Linked DNA regions of Homo sapiens: region 2 is linked to region 1. A link is a loop called in an ENCODE intact Hi-C map of the cell type or tissue named here. Cell type or tissue: heart right ventricle. All regions are shown on one strand.

What was found. A loop is a pair of places that touch in the nucleus more often than their neighbours do. Peaks named below come from ENCODE experiments on the same cell type or tissue, not always from the same donor. Only the 100,000 strongest peaks of a DNase experiment are listed, where the experiment ranks them.
Region 2: it touches region 1 in a loop (2.1-fold over the local background); 13 of 110 quality-filtered maps call a loop at or near these places.

What each region holds. Positions count from the first base shown.
Region 1 is chr3:4,582,608-4,586,607 of GRCh38, forward strand. All of the region lies in intron 4 of ITPR1 (inositol 1,4,5-trisphosphate receptor type 1), which reads left to right. It overlaps LOC105376933 (a long non-coding RNA gene), which reads right to left and starts at 1,611. Exons shown (of 2, transcript XR_007095798.1): 1 at 964-1,611; 2 at 1-317. In heart right ventricle, a CTCF peak has its summit at 2,048; DNase peaks (open chromatin) are centred at 1,135 and 2,051; H3K4me3 peaks cover 2,086 bases; H3K27ac peaks cover 2,710 bases.
Region 2 is chr3:4,531,684-4,535,683 of GRCh38, forward strand. The region is part of intron 4 of ITPR1 (inositol 1,4,5-trisphosphate receptor type 1); the gene reads left to right. Among named protein-coding and RNA genes, the nearest start is that of ITPR1, 40 kb to the left of the region's middle. RefSeq lists an enhancer at 2,122-2,416. In heart right ventricle, no CTCF peak of the experiment used is centred here; a DNase peak (open chromatin) is centred at 2,300; H3K27ac peaks cover 3,645 bases.

The DNA.
Region 1 (4,000 bases):
GGAAGTGGATAGAGAGGATTCATTCTGGAACAGACTAGCAATTGACTGGACAACGTATTCTTTCTAAGCCTCTTAACCCTTTGTATACATCTCTTTATGGCTGTGAAAGTGTCTTACCATCTGTTAGATTTTTTCTGGGAGATGATTAGCTTTCAGAAACCTAAATGACTCAAGGGAAGTGAAAGCAATACTAGACTTTCTAGAAAAATGTATGGAATGTGTTCTCCTTCTTCCAGCTCTGTGCGTGCTTCAGGGAAGCTGCTGCCTCTGCTTTAGTATGTCTGTGCTCTTTGGGCTGGTGGCACGTTGTCTGAGACCTGAAGAAGACAGTGGTGAAATCTAAATCAGAACCCTAGGCAGATTTTCCTTCTTTCTTTCTTTTCACCCACCAGCCTTTACTTTAGCAATCTTCCTCTCCAATATTTATTTAAAATTTTCTCAGCATGTACAAACTCTTGGCATATAGGAGAAGAAGAAGATTTCTAAAAAATCAAGCCATTTCTCCTATAAGGGAGATCTGCTACAACAGGAAATTGGATTTGGACCTTCTTTGGAAGCAAAAAAATACAGCTAAATAAACGTTTAAATGGAAGTGGTCTCATAAATATTTTCAGTTTCAAAAATGGAAATTCATTGTGTCACTTTATGATAATATCCATGTTATATCTGAACTTCATGCTCTAAAACTCTACAAATGTAGACTTGGGAAAAAAAAGTTAGCGTTTTTTCACTAACTTTTTTTTTTCTCACTAATCATAGCATGGACACCCGTTCCAGTTTGTGTTATGTGTTTCACAGGGAATGTTTAGCAGCTTCGTGGGTTTGAAACTTCCTGAAGGTTGTTGCAGGGGCTGGGATGAGTGCGTTACAGGCCTCTCCTTGGCAAAATGTTTTTCCGTTTGTAGTTTCTCAGCATTTTCTCTTCCCCTGTGCAATCCAGGCTAGTGGAATTGAGATACTCACATTTCTATCATCCAGCTGGCTAGTTTTAGGAAAGATACAGCTTGAGCCTGTTCCTCCTTGGCTTTTAGCTTTCACTTGCCTTATTTGGTAAAGCTGCGGGGTTCGTTATTCCTGGAAAGGGCTGTTTCACCAGTTTCAAGGACTATTTCCCACTTCCATCTAGTTCTGCGCTGGGAACTTGAGCTTGGTTGCAGCTCTGGGGTATCTGATTTGAACTGGGGCAGTTGCAGGATGGGGGTACCCTGAAGAATTCTCACCACCCATGGCTGGTGGTGATGTACCCCTCACTAATGAGATGTTTACACATCAGATACATAGTTCAATGTAAACTTCCCTTTGAAACTAGGTACTCACAAAAGATGCTGGCTTTTTTGCTTCGTCCAAGGGCCTGGAATGGGCATGGCTTTCTCGCTTTTCCCAGGGTCTTGGTATTTAGATTGCCTTTTCCCCAATTATCCTTTTCATTTCTGCATTCTTTCTATCTCTTTGGGGGCTTTTTCCTATCCCTTATAAGAAACACATAATTTTGCTCACGTTAAATTTGCACATCCTAAGTTTTAATGAAGCTCACAGTTTATTATTATCTTCAGTACCTCCTCTGATGTTGTTTATAGGGAAACTTATTCTTCTCATGTTCATTATGTATGAAGTCATGTTCTCAGCACCCACCTCACCCCCTTCTTGTCCCCCAAACCAACTGGAATCCAGAATCCTGACAACTTATCCTTCTCTGGTTCCTAAGTAGCATTGTTGTAAAAATAATTAGCCTAAGTTTTAAAGAGATGAGAAGATGTGGCTTATTCCTTGGAGCTTATATTCGTTTTGTGTCTTAGCCTAAAAACGAAGTTTACAGGCCCCCCAGTCCTCAGAAAGATAGTTATATTCTTTCTGATGAAAGGTGGGAACGGGGAAGCGGGGAGGAGAGGAGAGGAGAGGAAGTGAGGTTGATGTAAGTGAATCCTTCTCTCTTTGCCCAGAGAGTTAGTGGGTTTTTTTTTTTTTGTGAAAGGAAGTTGAATTTATTAAGAGTTTGGAGGGAGGGGGCCGAAGGAAACGTTTTTCCCTCCCAGAATGCGGAGGCTGCCACTCAGTGGGAGAATTAGTGAAGCTCCGGAACTCACTTTCATTTTCAAGAACCTGTTGGTGGAGGCTTTTTTTGTCTTTGGCTTTGCTTCTCCCTTCCAGCCCTGCCTGTCACAGAAAGACCCCCGTTCATCTCCCTTGCCCTGCAGTTCATTTCTGGAGTGTAGGTGTGAAGTTAAGGGACTGTCCCCATCATAGGAGATGAAGCAAATGAAGAGACAAAATGAAGCAAATGAAGAGGCAAATACAAGACATCTAGAAATCGACTGGGTGGAGGGAGTAAAGGAGAAAAACAGAAGGGTAGCTTTTGAATGTGAAACACCAGAATGAAAACTGACTTGCCCACTGTCAGAGTGTATTACTGGTCTACCCACGTCAGTGAGAGCTGGTGAGACCCACCCTCCGAGGGTCCTAACTGTGTGCGGCTGTTCCCTGCCCGGGCAGTTGTGTTGTCATCTTGATACTCAGTTCAGTCCTATACTCTTCTGGGTATTTGTTTCCTTTTAGAAAATAGCTAGCAAATTTGTGAAAATTCAAAGCAATATGCTAGGTATGTTATGAACCTATTTGCCTAATGCTGGGCCAAGCATAGAAACCCAACCAATTACCTCTCTATATAGAATATACAGAATGTTTTGATTTAACTGCCTTAAGTCATTCTGCACTAGAGAGTTCTGTCTCTCAGTTGGATTTAGTTACCTGTCCTTATCAGTCCTGGTACACAAAACTCTTTGTCATACTAATTATGATTACTACTACTACTAACATGCACTTTTATTTTTTATCTTATTTATTTATTTTGAGACAGAGTCTCACTCTGTCACCCAGGCTGGAGTGCAGTGGTACGATCCCAGCTCACTGCAAACTCCACCTCCCAGGTTCAAGCAGTTCTCCTGTCTCAGCCTCCCAAGTAGCTAGGATTACAGGTGTGCACCACCACGCCCGGCTAATTTTTGTATTTTTAGTAGAGACGGCATTTCAGCATGTTGGCCAGGCTGGTCTCGAACTCCTGACCTCAAGTGATCTACCTGCCTCAGCCTCCCAAAGTGCTAGGATTACAGGCATGAGCCACCGCACCCAGCCTAACATGCACTTTTTTTTTTAACTGTGTAATTCTTTTTTCTTTTATATTATACTTTAAGTTCTGGGTTACATGTGCAGAACGTGCAGTTTTGTTACATAGGTATTCACGTGCCATGGTGGCTTGCTGCACCCATCAACCTGTTACCTTCATTAGATATTTCTCCTAATGTTACCCCTCCCCTAGCCCCCCAGCCCCCTACAGGCCCCAGCATGTGATGATCCCCTCCTTGTGTCCATGTGTTCTCATTGTTCAATTCCCACTTATGAGTGAGAACATGTAGTGTTTGGTTTTCTGTCCTTGTGATAGTTTGCTGAGAATGATGGTTTCCAGCTTCATCCATATCCCTACAAAGGACATGAACTCATCTTTTTATGGCTGCATAGTATTCCATGGTGTATATGTGCCACATTTTCTTAATCCAGTCTATCACTGATGGACATTTGAGTTGGTTCCAAGTCTTTGCTATTGTGAATAGTGCCGCAATAAACATACATGGTAACATGCACTTTTAATACTTTTGTTGCACCTGTTCTGTTCTGAAAGCTTTACCCGTTTCTACCATACAGCAACACCATGAGGCTGGTGCTAGTCATATCCTTGGTTTACTATTGAGGAAAACTGAGGCTTAGAGGATTAACATGCCCACAGCAACATGGTTAGCTAGAAGTGTTAACCCTGGTAGTCTGACTCTAGAAACGGCCTAACTGCTTTGCTATGCTGCTTCTTACTGCTATTTAAGTCACTGTCTGGCGGCAAGTAGCCTTGAGTGCTTTTTTTTTTTTTTTTTTTTGAGACAAGGTCTTGCTCTGTCACCCAGGCTGGAGTGTAGTGGCACGATCATGGCTCCCTGCAGCTTTGACCTCCCTGGCT
Region 2 (4,000 bases), 51 kb before region 1:
CTCTGGGACTTTGCATGTCCTGTTTCTTCTGCCTGAAATGATCTCCCTATCTCTGTTGTTCCTTCCTGGACCCCCCAGTCTTTCTAATGCCCACTCAACCTTCAAATCTCAGGCATCTCCTCTGGGGCACCTTTACTGAACCTTTGTGTGCAGGCAAGCAGCTGCTCCTTTTGCACAGACTCTGAAGCCAGACCCTGTGGGTTTGGCTCTCAGCCCTGCTTTTGACTGGTCATGTCATCTCAGATGTATTACTTAACCTGGCAATGCCTCCACTTTCTCATCTGGAAAATGGGGAAATTATTATGTATACCTCACAGGGTTTTCATGAGGATTAAATGAGTTAATCTGTGTAAAGCACTTACGGGACTACCTGGTCCATATTAAATGCCATAACACTGCTAATTTTTGGTTTTGACTTTTAACTTGATGGTTTTGACTTAGCCCTTCCCCCCTATTGCATTAACTGTGAGGACAGAAACCATGCCTGTCTCCCTAAGGCTTTGCACAGGTTCTGGACTATATTAGGAACTAAAATGTTTGTGGAATGAATGAAGAGAGACCTCTAAGGCATTGCTTCTGAGATCTGACTGCGTATAGGAACCACCTGGAATCTTGTTAAAGTGTAGATTCTAATTAGGTAGTCTGAAGTGAGACCTGAGATTCTACATTTCTTTTTTATTTATTTTATTTTTATTTTTTGAGATAGGGTCTTGCTCTGTAGCTCAGGCTGGAGAGCAGTGATGCAATCAAGGCCCACCGCAGCCTTGACTTCCCAGGCTTAAGTGATCTTCCCCCCTCAGCCTCCTAATCCTGAGTAGCTGGGATTACAGGCGTGTGTCACCACACCCAGCTAATTTTTGTATTTTTTGTAGAGACGGGGTTTCGCCACGTTGCCCAGGCTGGTCTTAAACTCCTGGGCTCAACTGATCCTCCCACTTTGTCCTCCAAAAGTATCGGGATTACAGGCATGAGCCACGGCACCCTGCCGAGATTCTACATTTCTAACAAGTTGTCATGCTCCTGCAAGGCTCTCGGGAGCCACTGACTGTTATCTTCCCTTATTTTATGGCTGTCCTATAGAAGACAGATGTTCTGAGCCCAGAGCAATAGAGAATGAGGGCTAGTGGATCAAAGTGCCCAGAGGTAGAATATGAGGCTTAAAAGAACTTAATTCTGACTATTAGTGCTGAGCAGTTACTCAAAGAAGAGGCCTGCTTCAAATTACTGAGTTTCCCCCGATTCAAAGAGGGCTGACCATCTGTCGGGGATTTTGCAGAGGGAATTTCTGCTCTGGGACAGAGGTTAGATGGATGATTCCATTTGACTGTGTGTGTTTTCCCACCGAAGGACCCAGCTGTTCTTTCTGTTTTTGCTTCCTGTGGAAGCCCTATGGTTGGGAGCGTTGGGTCAATAAACAGCTGGGGAGAGCACAGATGCACTGTAGACAAGAAACTCTCTGGAAACTGAATGGGTTCAATCCAATTGGTAAGAGAACATTAGTGGAAAGATGGCATTATTGAATGTTTGAAAAAATGAACAAATAGAAAAAAACAATAGCTTTCTAAGTCAAGGCTTGCCGAATCCGGTCATAATGAGTGGGTAAGATGTCCTGGGGAGACACTACAGCGTGGTGGTTAGGAGCACAGGCTCTGGAGTCAGTCATGGGTTCAAGTCCCTGCCCTGCTCTTACTAGTTATATGACCACAGGCAAGTCATTTAACCTGTCTATGCCTTAGTTTCCCCACCTGGCTGCCATGGTGAATAACACTGTGGAGCTGATAGGCTTGTGTGAGGATGATTTGGTGCATGTGTAACACAGTAAATACCTGCAATACAGCCTCAGCACTCAGTGAAGAGTGGCTATTGTGACTGAATTTGCAATTAGCAGCTTTCGGGACATCTCTTAGGAAGCTCAAACATGGCCTTTGCCATCTTGTAAAACATCGATATGTCCGTTTTAAAAACTCAGCCAGTGGAGTATACAAAGGAATCCATAGCCAGGCAGACTTTAGCCTTCCTGAATTTTTTAGATTTTATTGAGTGGGCCTGGTAACCAGCTATGACAGAGCTTGGGGCTATTAGAAAAGAAGCCATCAGGGCTTTTCTCTCCTCGCACGAGCCTTGATCAGAGCCTCAGTTACTGACGGGTCGTTTGCTCGAGATGGTAATCCTGCCTTCTGTATAGAATTACAAGCCTAGCCAGAGAGGAAGTTGTGTTTATCTTACCCCAAACAGCAGGCATTCCAGTGACTCTTGACAGACAGGAGGAAGTTATTGCCAATCTGCTCTTTCCCAAAAGCTGCCCTTCCCTGCCCCCAACGTGCTCCTTGCATGTTTAGAGAGGTTTCTGCCAGCCAGCCTGCCAAGTGGCATTCTCTCCCGGGCTTTGAGGACAGTTGCATTTGCAGAAGGAATGTCCAGAGGCTACTTCTTTTTCTCTTTTAATAGATTTAGGGGATACAAGTGCAGTTTTGTTACTTGGATGTATTGTGTAGTGGTGAACTTTGGTCTTTTAGTGTACCCATGGCCCCGGTAGTGAACATTGTACCCAATGGGTAATTTTTCAACCCGTACCACCCCCACACCTTTTGGAACCTCCAGTGTTTATTATTCCCCTCTATTATGTCCATGTGTACCCATTGTTTAGCTCCCCCGGTGGCGGCTACTTCTATATTATTGGCCAAGGTGGAGGCATCTCTCCCCAAGGTGAGTGGTCAGCCTGGCTCTTACAGGAGGCAAAAATTGTGCTTATTCTCATTGGCACTGATTTGGGAGAGATAAGTGGAGAGGGGCTATAGGTGTGAAGAAAAGAATACATCTTTTCAAAGAACCCACGTGTTTTCCTTTCCAAAACAATAGCTGGAGGTCAGTGTAGAAAAACTCCAACTTGAGCAGTTGCAATAATTGAGAAAATAAGTTGGGCAATTATTCCTCTAACTGAGATTTAAAAGTTCCTTTCTTCGTCTGGTATTTTTCCGGGTACATTTGAGTTCCAATTTGGGTGCTTCTGAAATGTCTGGATGTTTTGTGCTGCTAAAATTATATGTGTCTAAAAATGTTATCAGTGATGACACTTATATATAAGCTCGCTTGGACTTATGCTAGCAAATTTCTGTGACTAAGGTCCTCTCCTCCCCCTATAACCATTCCCAGAATCGTGGCATTTGAGGTAAAGGTAGGAAATAGAATAACCCAACTTAGGTTTAGCAATCAAGTGAAGGACTATCACTTGAGAACTTTGCTTCGGTCTTGTCGACAAAGAATACGGGGTTTTGTTACCATAGTTTCAGTGAAAAATTTGACCTTAGCTACAATAACATACAGTTAGAAAGAACCAGCTAATCGGTTTTCTAAAATTAGTGTTCTCTAGTACATAAACCAGTAGGAACAGAGTATTTAATTAAATATTATACAAGGATATAAAAGCCCAGGGGAATGCAGTCCCTTGATCTGGGCGGGGGGAGGGAGGAAACCCACAGTGCTCCTTTACTGGTCTCTTGCAAGCTACAAGAACTTTACTTCTTTTAAAAATGTTAGTATTGGTTTTATTTTCAGATCTGTCAGGAATGAATTTATACAGCTTGCTGAGAGAGCAAAATAAAACATTCAGCATTATTTCCAGTTGTCCCCTACAGGGTACAAACTAACAAGGCAAGATGTGAAAATGATGTTGGGCTAGGATTCTGATAAGGACACTTGTTGGTGATCTGCTAGATGACTTTATGTGAAGGAAAATTATTTTCTTTTTTTTTTTTTTAATTTTTTTTTTTTTTTTTTGAGACGGAGTCTTGCTCTGTTGCCCAGGCTGGAGTGCAGTGGCGCAATCTCGGCTCACTCCAAGCTCCGCCTCCTGGGTTCACACCATTCTCCTGCCTCAGCCTCCCGAGTAGCTGGGACTACAGGTGCCTGCCACCACGCCCGGCTAATTTTTTTTTGTATATTTAGTAGAGACGGGGTTTCACTGTGTTAGCCAGGATGGTCTCAATCTCCTGACCTTGTG